4 separate regions of the Homo sapiens genome follow, and regions 1, 2 and 4 are each linked to region 3. Evidence: chromatin contacts called from ENCODE Hi-C or POLR2A ChIA-PET data. All regions are on one chromosome and are shown on one strand. The core of a region is the stretch at or near the end of the contact, and the rest is flanking DNA. Distances in the headings are between cores, read along the strand shown.

The links. Hi-C counts contacts between places; a loop is a spot of excess contacts on that map. ChIA-PET counts read pairs that join two places held with the same protein, here RNA polymerase II (POLR2A). Pooled maps may share reads with other maps.
Region 1: a loop to region 3 is called in a map of naive thymus-derived CD4-positive, alpha-beta T cell, with 16 times the contacts of the local background. The contact joins the promoter of PRR11 here to the promoter of SRSF1 in region 3. A Hi-C loop is called at or near these places in 3 of 168 maps with a recorded cell type or tissue (CD4-positive, alpha-beta memory T cell and naive thymus-derived CD4-positive, alpha-beta T cell), 1 of 37 single-sample maps with no recorded cell type and 13 of 50 pooled maps. POLR2A ChIA-PET finds 5 or more read pairs at or near these places in 2 of 52 experiments (CD4-positive, alpha-beta T cell and activated CD4-positive, alpha-beta memory T cell).
Region 2: a loop to region 3 is called in a pooled map, with 18 times the contacts of the local background. The contact joins the promoter of CLTC here to the promoter of SRSF1 in region 3. A Hi-C loop is called at or near these places in 10 of 50 pooled maps. POLR2A ChIA-PET finds 5 or more read pairs at or near these places in 2 of 52 experiments (CD4-positive, alpha-beta T cell and CD4-positive, alpha-beta memory T cell).
Region 4: a pooled map shows a loop between it and region 3 (4-fold over the local background). The contact joins the enhancer-like site here to the promoter of SRSF1 in region 3. A Hi-C loop is called at or near these places in 1 of 50 pooled maps. POLR2A ChIA-PET finds 5 or more read pairs at or near these places in 3 of 52 experiments (GM12878, WTC11 and activated B cell).

What each region holds. Positions count from the first base shown.
Region 1 is chr17:59,154,044-59,158,649 of GRCh38, reverse strand. It overlaps PRR11 (proline rich 11), which reads right to left and starts at 2,904. Exons shown (of 10, transcript NM_018304.4): 1 at 2,845-2,904. It overlaps SKA2 (spindle and kinetochore associated complex subunit 2), which reads left to right and starts at 3,464. Exons shown (of 4, transcript NM_182620.4): 1 at 3,464-3,519. The coding sequence starts at 3,487. RefSeq lists enhancers at 1-418, 2,727-2,776, 3,437-3,676.
Region 2 is chr17:59,618,236-59,622,386 of GRCh38, reverse strand. It overlaps CLTC (clathrin heavy chain), which reads right to left and starts at 2,492. Exons shown (of 32, transcript NM_004859.4): 1 at 2,214-2,492. The coding sequence starts at 2,255. RefSeq lists enhancers at 2,405-2,699, 2,429-2,778, 3,229-3,348, 3,359-3,408, 3,246-4,058.
Region 3 is chr17:58,005,512-58,009,677 of GRCh38, reverse strand. SRSF1 (serine and arginine rich splicing factor 1) reads left to right here and starts at 2,432. Exons shown (of 4, transcript NM_006924.5): 1 at 2,432-2,734; 2 at 3,151-3,335; 3 at 3,705-3,877; 4 at 4,078-4,166. The coding sequence starts at 2,541. RefSeq lists enhancers at 2,081-2,130, 2,079-2,797, 2,921-2,970, 3,241-3,290, 3,622-4,166.
Region 4 is chr17:56,896,228-56,900,271 of GRCh38, reverse strand. TRIM25 (tripartite motif containing 25) reads left to right here. Exons shown (of 9, transcript NM_005082.5): 5 at 1,092-1,157. Among named protein-coding and RNA genes, the nearest start is that of MIR3614, 6.9 kb to the right of the region's middle. Within about 2 kb of position 2,496, at least 3 of the 41 ENCODE cell types and tissues checked have a DNase peak (open chromatin) inside an H3K27ac peak, as active enhancers do.

The DNA of each region.
Region 1 (4,606 bases), core at 1,655-4,154, 1.1 Mb before region 3:
AGTATAATAAGCACTCATATACAGTTCACCTAGATTTACCAATTGTCAATTGCCGTCTTTGTACACACACTCTTTCTGTACGTATGTACAAATATATACATACATAAATTTTTTTAGTTTTGGATTGAATAGATTTAGTTGCAGACATCATGATACTTTACTCTTAGATACTTTAGCTTTTGTTTTCTAACATAAACATGGAAATTTTCCAACAAAACCACAATCAGTCAGGAAATTTAACCTTGTTATGAAATGATCTAATAAACAGCCCATATTCGGATTGCCCCAATTGTCTCAATATCCCTTATAGCTTCTCCCACCCTGGTTCCACATGCATTTAGCAGTAGTGTCTCTTTAGTACCCTTTAATTCATAACAATTCTCCAGCTTTTTTATTTATGTATTTGCTTCTTCATATTTATAATTTTGAAGAGTCCAAGTCAGTCGTTTTGGAGAATGTTTCTTAGTTTGGGTTTGCTGAGTGTTCCTTCAATGATTCTCCTGCCTTCAGTCTTTCTCCTTGCCAGTTCATTTTCCATACCAGAACTGATACTTTAAAACAAAATGAGATCTAGATATTCCCTTGCTTAAAAGTATTTGAAGGTTCCTTTACTCACAAAATTAAATTCCTTAGCATGCCTTTCAAAACTTTTCACAACTTAGCTCTAATGGCCCTTTGCCATAGTCTCTTCTAGTGACTAGCGGTTTGTACTTCCAGGTATACTAAACACCAAATACTTTCTGTTTCTTTCTATCAGCCTTTCCTTCTGTTTAGAGTATCCTCTTCCAAGTCAACTTATACCTAGCCTTCAAGATTCTGTTATTTTATCTTATAGATATTAGTTGAGTGCTTATAATCCACCAAGTACTATGCTAGGTGCTGGCATACAATCCTGAACAACACCAACATAGTCTTTGTCCTTCTAGAATTTTTTTTTTTTTGGGGGGGTGGACAGAGTCTCGCTCTGTCACCCGGGCTGGAGTGCAGTGGTGTGATCTCAGCTCAATGCCACCTCCACCTCCTGGGTTCAAGCGATTATCCTGCTTCAGCCTCTTGAGCACCTGGGATTATAGGGGCGTGCCACCACACCCGGATAATTTTTGTATTTTTAGTAGAGATGGGATTTTGCCATGTTGGCCAGGCTGGTCTTGAACTCCTTACCTCAAGTGATCCGCCCGCTTCATCCTCCCAGAGTGCTGGGATTACAGGTGTGAGGCACCATGCCCAGCCTCCTTACAGAATTTATACTGGCTGAAATGTCATCTCTTTTGCACTTCTATAGCACTTTATACACATCTTTATTATAAAATGTATTACATTTCATTGTAATTTTTGCTTGTATGTTTGTCATCCTGCTGGACTGTGAGCTTTTCAAGGGTGTGACAAATTTCATTCATCTTTGTTTTCCCAGCATCTAGAATACAGCAGGAGCTAAATAATGTTTCATTCAATAAAGAATGAAAAGAAGCATTCCTGCTAAGTGTTAGCTAGCAAGTGTTATTTTAGTTAAGGAATATATTCTAATATTGTCAAATTCTCTTGGTTAGGGAGGTTTTTACTTCTTCATATCATACCACATCTTCATATGGCTAAAAGATGGGTCTAAAGCTATTTTCCAATAGGAAGATGCAATAAATAATACAGTAAGAATTACAGTCTTTTGCAGGAGTTGGCGCTGCTGCTTCTGTGAAAACTCCACCCAATGATATGAAAAGTTCTTTGCGGCCGAGCGTGGTGGCTCACGCCTGTAATCCCAGCACTTTGGGAGGCTGAGGCTGGTGGATCACGAGGTCAGGAAATCGAGACCATCCTGGCCAAGAGGGTGAAACCCCGTCTCTACTAAAAATACAAAAATTAGCCGGGCGTGCTGGCGTGCGCCTGTACTCCCAGCTACTCAGGAGGCTGAGGTTGTAGTGGGCCGAGATTGTGCCACTGTACTCCAGCCTAGGCGACAGAGCGAGACTCCGTCACAAAAAAAGAAAAAAAAAAAAAAGAAAGAAAGAGAAGAAAAGTTCTTTGTTCTGGGGTACTTTCAAAGCTGTAGCAGCAACGGAAATGACTGTTGCATTTCATTGCCATCTTCCTAAAACACATTTTTATGGAAGTCTCTTGCGCTCCTCCACAAATAGCCTTCAATTACTTAATTTCCATTAGCAGTCCAATTGATTCTTCTTGAACACCCATAGCACTATTTCTGGGTACTTGCTTTTTTTAAATTTTATGTTTTATGCTTTTTTTTTTTTAAGCATTGCTGTTTTTGTTCTGTCTTGTTTTTCCAAAGAGACTGCAGCTCCCTAAAGTCTCATCCCGCACAGTATTAGGCACTCAGTAAACAGGACACGCATTTAAAATTGACACTCTAACAGCATGCCAGACAATATCGAGTAACATAGTAATATTCCCAGTCAAGAAATGTACCAACTTAAACTTTAATGTGCATAGAAATCACTCAGGGAAATCTTGTTAAAATGTATATTCTGATTTAGTAAATTTGGGTGGAGTCCGATAATTTGCATTTGTAACAAGCAAACAAGAGATGCGGATGCCGCTGATCTGTGGACTTGCATTGAGCAGCAAATATGTAAAGAAATGTTCAAAAGGAAGGCAGATGCTTTGCTCCAAAACGTATCTTGCGAAGTGTTAATTAAATAGAAGTATGGTTAAGATGAAGCCAGGCCGAGCACTTCTTCCCCAGCCCCAAACCTCCCCTTCCTCCTTTCCATTTCCCCTTCGTGTCCAGCCAAAGTCCCCACCTCCCTAAACCATAAAAACACAAGCAGCAACAGGCCCAGCTACTCAAGACGCGAGCTCAGATAACAAAGAAATAATCGTTCCTGCACTTACTAGTCTAAGAGCCGGGGGAGTCGATGGAGTCCGGGCTGTGGCCTCTCCCACGCCATAAAGAAAAATTCAAAATTAAATCCTTGTCAGGGAGAGGCCAATCGTAGACACGGTCTCTGCACGATTCGCTCTTCGGATGGTGTAGGAGCACAGCCCGGCTTGTGATTGGCTGAGATAGCACAGAGCTCCAGCCAATCAGAGCTGAGGCGCTTCTGGTATGAATAAGGAGAAGGCGGGAGAGAAGGGGAAGGAAAGCCGGAGGGGAAAGAAGGTGTGTTACGTCCCCTCTGCTGTCGGTGGAAGCTCTGGTGTGATTGGTTGGCTCTTCTTCCAATTGCACCAATCTCAAGCTCTTCTCTGCAGAGCCCTAACTACAAAATTGAAAGTAGAGAGGAGGGGGCAGCCAATGGAAAAAAAAATTTGCACAGCAGCCAATCCTCCTGCGGCGTTTTGTGCCTTTGCCCAACAGGAAAATGTGTCTCATGCAGAGGGGCGTTACCCAGTCTCCAATGGGCGGGAGCCGGTGGAACGGAGGAGCCAATGAGTGCGAGATGTTGAGTGACAGCTGTCCAATGGAGGCCCTCCGTGCTAGTACGGCTTGCGGCTTAAGCGCCGCCGCGGTCTGCGGAATGTCAACTATTCAACATGGAGGCGGAGGTCGATAAGCTGGAACTGATGGTGAGTGCAAAGTGAAGGAGATCTACTGGGTAGTTTATTTTTCCCCCATGGCCTCGGAGGTGGGGCACAATTTGGAGTCGCCGGAAACTCCGGGCGGCGGAGGCTGGACCAGAGTCGAGTTCCCTCCTCCTGCACCAAAGGGAGCCGCCACCGTCTGGTGTCTAAACCGCCTCGGGTAAGGGGTTACATCCGGGAAACTCGTCAGGGAAATGGCGGGAGATGCTGAGGGTGCGGGGCCTTTGGAATTCCTTGTTCCTTGCCCTCACCTTTACACCCCTTACGAAACTGCGCCGGGTGCAGACCGCATTCTGTGTTTGTACCAAAAAAGATGTGAATGGAACGGTCCCTAAGCGTCCCAAGAAGGGAGAGGTGGTTCACACTCCAAGAAAGGGGAACGGAGGGTGGGGTGGGGAATAAACTGACGGGGGCGAGGAGAAATCCCTGTAGGGCCAACCCGCTCACGTTCTAAAAGGCGGGCCGAGAAAGTCTGAGAAAGGATGCTAGACTTGTATGCACAACTTCCTAACGGCCAAGGAACCCGTTTCTGTTTGATCCGGAGGTGGCAAACCGTGGGTGAGGGAAGAGGTGTGAGCGAAGGGGATCGTAACCACGAGCTCCGCTCCCGGAGCGCGGGCGGGATTGAGACAGGAAAGGCATCCTGCTCTGGAGTTGTGCACTTTCATTCATCTGTGAAAGTAGAAAACGGGGGCGAAGAATTGGAAAGCACTCCCGTTGTTGCTGGCGTGTTTGGCCTGCTCGGGGGGCGCCCAGCTGGGGGGCTGTCCTAGTTTTCTTTAAGGATCCGTCCCTCACTTGTTCTCTTTATTCCCTCCCTCCCATCCTTAGATTACCAGCTTGATCGCCCGCGCTTTTTTCCTCTTAGTGTCCTTGTTCTGTCTTCAGCCCTTTTCGTTCAGCATTATCTTTTTTTTCTTTTCTTTTCTTTTTTTTTTTTTTTCCCAGGTTGGGCTGCTTTCCTTAAAAACCTGGACTTTGGAGGAAGCGCCTGCCACTGAGCTCCTGTCTTTTTTTGTTTGTTTGCTTGTCTGTTAAATACGATTGGCCGGGCGCGGTGGCTCACGCCTGT
Region 2 (4,151 bases), core at 1,243-3,742, 1.6 Mb before region 3:
TAATTTTTAAAAAGGGAGGAGATAATGATATGAAGTTAGGAGATATATTATCATGAAAGAGGCTGTAGTTATTTGGGCTCCACAATTAATCAACTGGAGCACAGTCATATTAGCTAAGCAAGCTTAAGTTTAGGCATGACATAGCAATCCAAAACACAGAGGACTGAATTTTTCAATTTGCAAATCGCTTTATATTCAAAATCTTCAAATTATTTGAGAAGAAAATGGCTTCATTCAAGCATCTGCAGAAACTTTGATCCAGTTACAAAACAGACATGTATTAAATTTGTCTTTAATAAGTGACAAGGTTGGGTTCGAATCTTTGGGATCATTTAACAATTCTTGTCTCCTCTTTAAAAGAAATGAAAAGCTATTACTCCAACCACCACAAGATTTAGTAGTGAGCTACACATCTGCCGTGGAAAATAAAGAGCAGCTGTACTTGATTCTCTGTGTGGTTTATAAACATTTGTCTGCAGAAAGATATTTCAGATGCAGTTTAATATGAAAATAAGCCCGCGTTTTCCCCTCACACTTAAGAACAGCACCCCTCAACTCTCCACATTCATTTGCCACCCCACTTTAACAAAAGCAACCACAGCAACTAAACTTGGATTGATCAAAAAAAAATGTCCATTTTGTTATTTAACATTTTTAACCCTCTGTAAAAGTGTTTTTATTGCCAAGGTATATTCCATTACTTCAGATGAGTTATTTGAAAATTATAGATGACTGAGGAAAGTGCATTATTTAACTCATTTTATGGGTAAAAATTTATTATTCTTTACATTTCAAGCCTTAAAGGAAAATAAGTCCTTGCTAGTGCAAACATGGTAATACTTGCAAAGAAATATGAAATTATGTTACTTATAGCCTGAATGTTAAAACCTTTTATTAACAAGAATCCTTTATGTATGCTATGCCAATGGGGAAATGTAAATAAAAATGGTCTTCAATGGTAAAGTGTCTAATAGGTCACTGATATCAGTGTCATGTCAAACCACTGCATTCCCTGTCATTATGGAATTAGCCCTTCAGACGACTGAGCTGAGGCAGGTTTCTTTAAGGGGATATTTGGGAAGAAAGCAAATTAATAGGAATAAATTATTTAAGCTACAGTAAAAAACAGGATTGGTGACACAGGAAAATCAAAAGCTCTGAAGAGGTTTAATTCAGTGAAGCCTTCCAATGGTCACCTGCCTAGGCCCGCCACTGGCATGTTGCCAGATAACAATATGTTGCCTCCAGGATAAGGAACCATGGGGAAGAACTCTAGAACTTACTAAAGGGAAGCCAGTCACAGACCAAATAGCCCTGCAGGTCTCAGAGCAGCTGTGCTGTCCCCAGGGCTCTGTTCAATTCCATGCGATCCTGAAGAAGATATTCAAAACTACCTGCTACTACTCGAGAAGACTAAAAGATAACCTCTGTATCACTCTTTCCTACCTTCCAGAACCAAAGAGGGGTTAAGAGCCACAACATCCCCAGAGAAATAAAAAAAGGGGGAAGGGGAGGCGAGTTTCCTTAGGGAGTTTGACCGCACACACTCTGAGATTGACATAGCTCTAAGAAATGCGTTCTCCCATTCTACCCTCGTTCCGTTCTTTCAGTGACCTTCTGTCCCTACTGCCTCAGGGAAGGCAAGAGAAAAGCCACCGCCTCACCACCACCCCCAACCCCCACCACCGGAGAAGGTGCCTTTCTCAGTTGAGAGCCGCAGAGGGAGGGAAAAAAAAGGTTGCTCCTCCCCAACCCACCCGCCCCACAACTCCTGGGTGCAGACACGATGAGGGAAAGAGGAGAGCAATGGAAGGTGACAGCCCCGCACTGGCCCAGGGGATAAGAATCCTTGCTCTGGTAGAAACAAGGGAGAATCCCCCTCCCACTCCCCTACCCAAATGAATGAAATGAATAAAATGGGGAGAGAGTTTGTACGCGCAGTTCTGGCCATCCAGGAAGCAAGATCGAGAGGCCTTTGGATCCAGGCCTGGTCCTTGCAGCTCTTTGCACCCCAACTCCTGTCCTTTCCATCCAAGCCCCACATCATTTAATATTTTAAGCTTTCCAAGATAGTGCCCCCTCCTCCACCTACCCCAATCACCGACAACCCCCCCGCCCCTCCAGCTCCGATACTGCTCGGGCCCAGACTCCAGCGTCTTCCATCCTTCCTACCACCTTCTCCACAGCCCTCACCAGCCCGGGCCCGGCCGCACCTGGAGATGCTCCTGAAAACGAATTGGCAGAATCTGGGCCATGGCGCTGTCGGGGGTTATGGTCTCCTCCTGTCACTGGGGCTGCGGGGCAGTGGCTGCCCGGGCTCTCCAAGGGAGAGGAGGAGAAGGGGAGGGGGGAGGCTGGGCTCAGCAGGATCCTCTCCGGGGACGCAGGAAACTGGCAGGCAGACGAAAGAGCTCGGGTCGGGGGCGGAGGCTCCAGGGGCCAGGAGAGCCGCAATGGCGGAACCGGGCGCAGCGCAGACTCCGGAAACGGCTGAGCCCAGCGGAAGGATCCCGGCGACAGAACTCCGCCCAGTCGCCTCACCCCCTCCGCCTTATGTACCCCTCCACGGAGCGCCGCGCGCGGCGGGCGCAGGAATTCGGGGCGCAGTGCGCCCGGTGCCTCGCTTCCTGACGCCACATGGGGGGAAACAGAGGAACCGGAGGGACTACTTTTTTAGACTCATCACTTTCGCCAGTCTTCTCTTTCTCCCCCCACTTTTTTTTTTTCATTTTGCCACATCATGCGACTCGGGGCGACCGACGTCACTTCCGTGGGCGCTTTAGGTCCCACCCACGTACTTCCAGGTGCACGTGATACTGATGGGGAAGGGTCGGCTGATTGCTGCCAGAAATGGAGAGCTCGTTTTAAGGAAATGCGGCGTCTCCTGGGAGTGAAGAGGCTTTTGGGCCACCTTGAGGCATGACGGGTGCCGCTTCGTTTCCCTGCGACCGCTGCCTGTTTCGACTGAGCCCCTCACAGGAGGACGTGGCGGGGGCAGACGGGCGCAGCCTCCCGCCCTCTCCGTGACTCAGGGAAACGGCCTCGCCGCAGAGCGCTCCCTCGGCAGCTGGCTGCAGCACTCCTCCCCCGCCGGGCTTCAGAGTGGGTGGTTTCCTACAGCCTAGGGAGGGGGCCTGAAACGGGGTTTAAAATCTTCCCTGCCCTCACACAAGCCCTTCTGACTGTTGGAGAACCTGACGCGCGGATTCTAACTAGAACTGGCACTCTCTTCGGGTGTTAGATAATTAACTCAAAGGACAGCGAAGGCCTTTTATGATGTCTTTCAAGCTGGCCTTATGACAGCTTTTCTTAACGTTTCTGCGGACATTTTGGCGGACTTGTGTCGGCCTAGCTCAGTGATCAGTTTCGTTAAAGAATTTGAGTATCCGAACATTAAAGGATTGGACCTAAATTCTAGCAGGAGGATTTTTAGCCACATCAAATAATTTACGTCTCAAAGATTTAGATAATTAGGGTAAGGATGCTTAGTAAAACCCGAAGGTTCCATCGCGCCACTGCACTCCAACCTGGGCGACAGAGCGAGACTCCGTCTCAAAAAAAAAACAAACAAAAAAAAACCTGAAGGTTCCTGGAGGAAAGAGATGAACTATTAGCCGTGTATTTCGGTGGGACCACCTCAACATAGGTTCCTGTAGGTTAGCAATGTAGAAATGTAGCGCTTCAAAGCCGGAGCATCCTGTCTTCAAAGAGCATGAAGGTATCAACGGCATTCATTGTCGATTAATAATAACCTTTCTGGTACTTTCTTGCTAAAGTATAAGCCATAATAATATTTCATAATCGCACCAATACAATAAAGGATGAAAGACGTTAGTTCTGTGCCTTTTATCTTTGTAAGAGAGGTGATTCTCCCCCCCCACCCCCCGCCCCGCCGAAAGAGAAAAGCTCAAGTCCACAATAATTATTTTTAGTGTCCTTTTCAGTTAAAGGACATAAAACCCTATTGGGTAGACGATAGTTTTGTATGCTAAGCAGTTTAGGTTACAGTGAGAAGTTTGCCAATCATTTTAGTTGCTTTTAGTGTTTTTCCCTTTACTTAACTGTCTCACATACTGAGCATGAGAGAAGAGTCTGGCAGGTAAGAGGGCAAAGATTGTTCTGCAAAGAAAAGCCTTGCCACCATGTTGTAA
Region 3 (4,166 bases), core at 1,183-3,682:
TTTGGGATCTATGGACTCCTTTAAGAAGTTGATTAAAATTCCAAATCCTCTTCCCAGAAAAAAGTACACACATGCATATAATTTTGTACATGCACACATGCATATAATTTTCGAAAATATTACAGAAAGCTCAAGGATTACCAAAGGTCATCTGTAGATATACCGAGGATCTACGGCCACAAGACCAAGCATCCCTGCTCATTTCAAATTGAATTTGTATTTTGGGGTCACCGAGAAACATTTGTAAAATATATTTCATCAGCTTTTAGAATTAAGAAAACATGTCCTTCTCCTGAATGACCTATTTACTTTTATCCCAAAGGCACTTTGGATTTTGAATACACAATACTTCTGTACCCTTCTTTACCGTGACTTCTGGGAAGACTAAAGTAAAATTTGCAATCTATCTCAACAAATTCAACGGGCTTTCACTGCAGGCATTTTGTATAGTAATTTATGCGTATTTCATTTAATCCACCCCTCATTTTCCCATTCCTCTGATTTCTTACTCTAGCATTTTTTTTGTGTGTGTGTGAGATGGAGTCTTGTTCTGTCACCCAGGCTGGAGTGCAGTGGCGTGATTTCCGCTCACTGCAGCCTCCACCTCCTAAGGGTTCAAGAGATTGTCCTGTCTCACCCTACCGAGTAGCTGGGATTACAGGCACGCGCCACCATACCCAGCTAATGTTTTGTATTTTTAGAAGATACGGGTTTCGACATGTTGGTCTCCGACTCCTGACCTCAGGTGATCCGCCCGCCTCGGCCTCCCAAAGTGCTGGGATTACAGGAGTGAGCCACCACGCCCAGCCTCATCTAGTTTTCATGTTTTATGGTATCTCTGTAAGTTGCCTCACATCCTTGCGGAAAGGGACTACTGTAAATAAATAACATGAAGAAAATTATCCCTTAAATTCAGTGTGTAGATCTGTTATGGCAAATTTATGACTGCAGGGTTTGATTTTAATTTGTTGTTGTTTCCCCCTCCTTTTTTTTTTTTTTGGAGGAGTCTCACTCTGTAGCCCAGGCTGCAGTGCAATGGCGCCATCTCAGCTCACTGCAACCTCCGCCTCCAGGGTTCTAGCGATTCTCCTGCCTCAGCCTCCCGCGTAGAGTGGATTACAGGCGCCTGCCACCAAGCCCGGCTAATTTTTTGTTTTTTCAGTAGAGACGGGATTTCACCATGTTGGCCAGGCTGGTCTCGAATTCCTGACCTCAAGTGATCCAACCGCCTCGGCCTCCCAAAGTGCTGGCGTGAGCCACCGCGCCCAGCCTGATTTGAATTTTAATTCATTAGCGACGTTTAAAAATCCCAGGATTTCACATAAAAATCCAGATTTCAGACGTCGAAAAAAAATGTAAAATGTTATCTCCCAATGCCGCAGGCAAACAGGATCACAGTCCTGAATAGCAACCGCGGTATCTAGTGGTTACGGTTCTCACATCCATTTTGCTCCATTTTATTACCTGAGAGGACCGGTATTTTCAAAACCTGGTGTATCAGTAACTTTTAGGGAAAACTTTTGAAAAAAGGACTGCACACACGCACCCTTTCTTCCTTCTCGTTCTTTGAAAGGAAACAACAGAAACGATTCATTCTGCAGGCATTCTGCGCTAGTCCCACGGACAGGCGACTAACAAGAGATAAAAAGGTGTGGGTCCCATAGGCGGTACGGTGTTACCCCTTCTGGTTGGCGGGTACCACGTTGCCGGTCGGGATACGGACCCACTGCGACTAGCACTAGGAGTGCTGACCCGAGCTATGCAAAGTTCTGACGAGAAGGCGGAACGGTACTTAATGAAGAGGATTAAGGAATCTAAATCGGTTTCGCTAAATTAGACACATCTGTCTAAGCAGCCACGGTCTATTCGCAGCAGGGGCGGGAAGACAAACCAACGCCCCAGCTCTCCGTTCAATCACCCGCAACTCAGCTCTGGATTAGACGCACCCTACGAAGATACCCGGGTTTCCGGAGCAACCGCCCGGGCCGTCCCCCTTTGGCCCCGCCTCCGAGACTCTTTCCCGCCAAAGGCCGTTATCGCCGCAGAGCATGGTGGGACAACGCTTTAGGCTAGGTTTCACCAAGTGCTTTGAAGGCGCCGAGTTGCTTTCAAAGATCCTCATTCCTGGAGAAATCGACCATCCTTCAAGACCCGACCTGGATGACTAGCTCCTTTAACGAAAGTTCGTTATTTAACTTTTACCAAACGGCTGGTCACTCTGTTCGCAAACCACCCCAAGCTGGGAACGCGGGGGACTTTTTTACCCCCTTCGTGGGGAGGGTGACGTCGCGCGTGCGTGCGCGTGCGCTGAACGTAGCCCTCGCAGCACCCGTTGCGCTCCCGCGCGTGCGTGTTGGGATCGAATCGCTGTTTCCTTCCGCTTCTCTTCCTCTGTCTCCCCCCCATATCCGTGCGCCGAGCTGATAAAGGCGCCATTTTGGAGGGGCCGCGGGAGACGTGGTGCCGCTGCGGGCTCGCTCTGCCGTGCGCTAGGCTTGGTGGGAAGGCCTGTTCTCGAGTCCGCGCTTTTCGTCACCGCCATGTCGGGAGGTGGTGTGATTCGTGGCCCCGCAGGGAACAACGATTGCCGCATCTACGTGGGTAACTTACCTCCAGACATCCGAACCAAGGACATTGAGGACGTGTTCTACAAATACGGCGCTATCCGCGACATCGACCTCAAGAATCGCCGCGGGGGACCGCCCTTCGCCTTCGTTGAGTTCGAGGACCCGCGGTGAGGCGGCATGGGGCTTGCAGCCTTGAGGAAATAGGTCCGAGTAGTTGGGGAAGGCTCCAAGGCCTTAACATAGAGAACGGGGAAGCGGGGGCTCTTAGAGAGGTTGGGGCGAGACTGTATCGCCCATGCAGGAGTCGAGTAAGGAGCTGAGTTGATGTGGCTTCTCTGGCGCCTCGCCTTGGACGTCCCCGGAGCCCATTCGCAGGCTGGAGCGGGAAACTGAGGCGCTGAGGGCTGGTGTAGTGGTTGGGAGCCTGGCGTGTTTCTGGGTGGGGGAGGGGCCATTCCTATTATGCGGCGCATGTGGGCTCTTCCACGTTGGGTGCGCATGTGCGGGGGGTTTGCTGGTTCCCAACTGAGCGAGCTTCTCCTCCTGGTGTTTCTCATCCCTTTTACTTTCTGCGATCCCGCAGAGACGCGGAAGACGCGGTGTATGGTCGCGACGGCTATGATTACGATGGGTACCGTCTGCGGGTGGAGTTTCCTCGAAGCGGCCGTGGAACAGGCCGAGGCGGCGGCGGGGGTGGAGGTGGCGGAGCTCCCCGAGGTCGCTATGGCCCCCCATCCAGGCGGTCTGAAAACAGAGTGGTTGTCTCTGGTGAGTGTACTGGTTGTGTGGATTGATGTGAAGGGACGAAAACTACCTAAAATTTTTCTCTTGCGTGACAGGTTTAATAATTGCAAATTTTTCATGCTAGGTCTTAAATTGCTTTAGTTTTTGGGTGAATTTAATAAACGAGGATTGCTGCTGTGGTGATTTACCAAATTAGGTTGCGGTACTAGATACGAAGATCGTTACAAATAATTTTGGACTCTGGATTCCAGAATCTTACCAGCTCTCTTTACCTGGTATCACTTAAGTACACCTATTAAGTACTTTAAAGTACTCTTTGTCCTAATGTACCTTACCAGCTTAACGTGAAATTTAAGATAATTGGTACTAAGAAAAAAAAAATCACTTTTTCAGGACTGCCTCCAAGTGGAAGTTGGCAGGATTTAAAGGATCACATGCGTGAAGCAGGTGATGTATGTTATGCTGATGTTTACCGAGATGGCACTGGTGTCGTGGAGTTTGTACGGAAAGAAGATATGACCTATGCAGTTCGAAAACTGGATAACACTAAGTTTAGATCTCATGAGGTAGGTTATACACGTATTCTTTTCTTTGACCAGAATTGGATACAGTGGTCTTAACAGTGGAATTTCAAGGTAAGGATTCAGGCAAGGTTGTCCAAGTAAATTGCCAGATTTCTGGTTTTAGTTACATTGTATTCATTCAGCATGTCTGAAGATAGATGAAAGCTTAGATCTTTCAATGGAAAGTTCTGTCTATCCAATAGGGAGAAACTGCCTACATCCGGGTTAAAGTTGATGGGCCCAGAAGTCCAAGTTATGGAAGATCTCGATCTCGAAGCCGTAGTCGTAGCAG
Region 4 (4,044 bases), core at 1,247-3,746, 1.1 Mb after region 3:
AGGACTATAGATACACACCATCATGCCCGGCTAATTAAAAAAAAATTTTTTTTTTTTTGAGACGGAGTCTCGCTCTGTCACCCAGGCTGGAGTGCAATGGCCCAATCTCTGCTCACTGCAACCTCTGCCACCCAGGTTCAAGCATTTCTCCTGCCTCAGCCTCCTGAGTAGCTGGGATTACAGGCATGTGCCACCACACCTGGCTAATTTTTGTATTTTTAATAGAGACATGGTTTCACTACTTTGGTCAGGCTAGTCTTGAACTCTCGACCTCAAGTAATCTGCCTGCCTCAGCCTCCCAAAATGCTGGGATTACAGGCGTGAGCCACCGGGCCCAGCCTAAAAAATTTTTTTTGTAGAGCCAGGGTCTCGCTAAGTTGTCCAGACTGATCTTGAGCTCCTGGCTTCAAGTGATGCTCCTGCCTTGGCCTCCCAAATCATTGGGATTACAGGCTTGAGCCACTGTGCCTGGCCTGTCTGATTTTTCTTCAACGCTATTTCCCTAGTGCCTAGCACAGAGCCTGGCCCATAGTAAATCTCTGTTGTGTAGTCCAAGATTGGGCTTGAATCTCAGCTTGGCCTGCCGAGTGTCCTTGCAGAAGGGCTTCTGAAATCGGTGGCGGTGCAGCCCCATTGTGGAAGTGCTGCGTGGGGGCAAAGCTATAGGTGGCTGGTATGTGGGAGGAGGGGAGAGAAAGAATAGTGGGAAAGGAACAAGTGTTGACCCAGCCTCCGCTACATGACCTTGATCTCATTCAGGAGTCACATCAACCATGAGCAAGGTGAAGTCATCCCCATTGTGTGCTCGAAGAAACCAAAGCTCAGAGAAGTCTCAGAGGCCACAGAGCTGGGTGCTGGTGGAAAAAAGACTTGGCCCTTGCTACATTTTAAAAAGTCAGAGAAAAAAGGGAATACACCAAACTGGTTCTTAGATCACCTTGTTTGTAGCTCTTGTAAGCGATGGGATGGGGAAGGTCGGAGGAAATGGCTGTCTGTGTAAACCCTCTGCCTGCCCACCGACCCATGGCAAAGCTGGCTGCTAGGGTCAGTGAGAGGAGCCGCACACACTGAGCCCTTCTTCTCTGACACAGGTGACCCTGGAGAGCATGACCCAGCGTCCACACACAAATCCACACGCCCTGTGAAGAAGGTCTCCAGTAAGTAGCCCCACCCCTGTCTCCATGGCAACAGCATGGCTGTGGCCTCCCCAGGCTCTGGCCAAGTCACTTCCGGCCCATCCCGAGTCACTGTGGGGCCTGGACCTCAGTGGGAAAGAAGTTGGTGGCAGTCCCCACTGCGGGGGGCTGTAGGGCTGTGGCAGAAGCTCCGCTGTCCATCAGCATTGCACGTTTGGGCTGCCTGGAACAGCAAGATGCCTGAGGCTGGCTTGTTTTGAGAAATATTTACTATACCCAAGTCCTTGGGCAGAGCCTTGGGCAAGGAGACTGATGGCGGTCCAGGAAGGGTGGAGGCTAAACCTCCTTGGCATCTCAGCAGTGTTAAGTCTCTGGGTTGTAATGGGCTTCTGCTATTACCATGTTTCTCAACTGTTTTTTTTTTTTTGGTTTCTCACTGTTACCCTCCTCCTGCTCATCCCCAGAACCATTTGAGAAAATTTTTTTCCTAATTACAACCCATGAAATTTTAATACCACCCATCTACTGCATAACTGTTTATGTTTGTGCTTTTACACATAAAAAGAGTAATCTTTTTTACTCCCCCTCCCCCAAGGATCCATTTTTGCCCTCCTAGGGGTACTATCCCCCTCATTGGGCAGGCACCTGCCATTGACATGGGGGTTGAGGAGAAGAGTGGTCCTGTTCTGCAAATGTGGACAATAGTGATATCGAGGCCACAGGATGATTCTGAGTGATGAGGGGACACTGATTGTGAGAGCTCTTTATGAGCCATATACCACTGAGATGTCCATATACCACTGAGATGTCCATATACCACTGAGATGTCCATATACCGCTGACATGTCCATATACCGCTGAGATGTTCATATACTGCTGACATGTCCATATACCGCTGAGATGTCCATATACTGCTGACATGTCCATATACCGCTGACATGTTCATATATCGCTGAGATGTCCATATACCGCTGACATGCCCATATACCGCTGACATGTTCATATACCACTGACATGTCCATATACCACTGAAATGTTAGCTGTCATTGCTTCCCTGAAAAGTTGGTGTGAACCCAGGAGGGCTGGCTGCACACTGCTGGTGTTGGGGGGATGAGAGAGCCAGGGCTTGCTCTTTGTTGTTGTTGCTTGTGCTTAGTGTTCAGGTCACCTGTAGCAGGCAGAGTGTGGTATCGGTCCCCGAATGGAACAGAGTCAGGGCTGGGATGCCTGGTGCAGATGGAGGAGGGAGCCCTTAGCTGGGCCGGAAAACCTCGAAGGGTACTTTGTGTGAAAAGAGGAGTGAAAGAGGAAGTGGAAAGGTACTGTTGACCTGTGTCCTTCCCCAGTCACCTTCCTCTGAAAGCTCCTCCCTTAGTATGAATGAGGTAGGGATGCCGGCCAGCAGGCAGGTGTGTTCCCCAGTGAGGTGAGGTCCTCATGTCACAGCAGAATGACACCCTGGAGAATAAAGTTCGGGAATGAATCAAGGCTCCTCTAGGCTGAAATGGGGAAATAGGGGAGGGGGTATGGAGTAGTCCCAGTGCAGAGAGATGTCTAAGGGTAGGTGATGAGGGAGGTGCCTGTGCCCTAGATTGATGTCACAGCCTGGGCCTCCCAAGATGCTGGTCCACAGGGAGTGGGTGGGAAAGTGGCAGAAGGGGAGGAAATGGGAGAGTGAGCGACTGTGAGTGATGTGACTTCGAAGTAGGAGAAGCGGTAGCAAGGGGGCTTTGTGGTGTGATGGGGGTCTGGGGGAGGGAGAGGGTAATAGGAGAGAGCAGGGCTTATCTGTAATGTCAGGTGTCCTGCAGGTGGGCAGGGATATGATTTCAAAAACGCCCCTTTTTGTTCCAGTGTTGTGGAAGGTGGCAAAGAAGGAAGCTGGGATCTTCTAGCCCACTTGAGTGGACTTTGGACTCACCTGGAGGGCTTGTACATCACAGATTGCTGGGTCTCACCCCCAGCCTTTATGATTCAGTGGCTCTGGCTTGGGGCCCAAGAATTTGCATTTACTATTTTTTAAGAGACAGAGTCTCGCTCTTTTGCCTAGGCTGGAGTGCAGTGGTGCGAACAGAACTCATTGCAGCCTCGAACTCCTGGGCTCAAGTGATCCTCCTACCTTAGCCTCTTGAGGAGTTAGGACTGTAGGCATGTGCCACTAAGCCAGGCTAATTAAAACAATTTTTTTTTTTTTGTAGAGACAGGATATTGATATGTTGTCCAGGCTGATCTTGAACTCCTGGCCTCAAGCAATCCTCCTACCTCAGCCTCCCAAATTGCTGGGATTACAGGAGTAAGCTACAGTGCCTGACCAATAATTTGCATTTCTTAGGGGTTCTCTGGTGATGTCACTGCAGCTGGCTTGGGCACCAGACTTTGAGAACGACTATTTTAGCCAAACTCAGTTCCTGTAGGTAGACACTCCAGATATTTTTAAAAGACTTGGCAAGCATTTTTTTTTTTTTTTGAGACAGGGTCTCATTTTGTTGCTGAGGCTGGAGTGCAGTGGCAAGAACACAGCTCACTGCAGCCTCATCCTCCTGGGCTCAAGCAATTCTTCTGCCTCACCTCCCAAGTAGCTGGGACTACAGGTGTGTGCCACTAGGCCTGGCTAGTTTTTTCTTTTTTTTTTTTTTTGTAATTTTGTAGAGATGGGGTTTCCCCATGTTGCCCATGCTAGTTTCTAACGCTTGAGATCAAGTGGTTCCTGCACCTTGGCCTCCCAAATTGCTGGGATTCCAGGCATGAGCCACCATGCGCCCAGCCCTTGGCAAGCATTTTTTTTTTTCTGATTCCCTATTTGGTTTTTGTGTTTTTTCCTTTATGGAAATATAATTTACCTGCAGTAAATCTCTTTTTTCCCTGCAGTAAATCTTAAATGTGCAGTTAGATCTATTTTGACAAATGC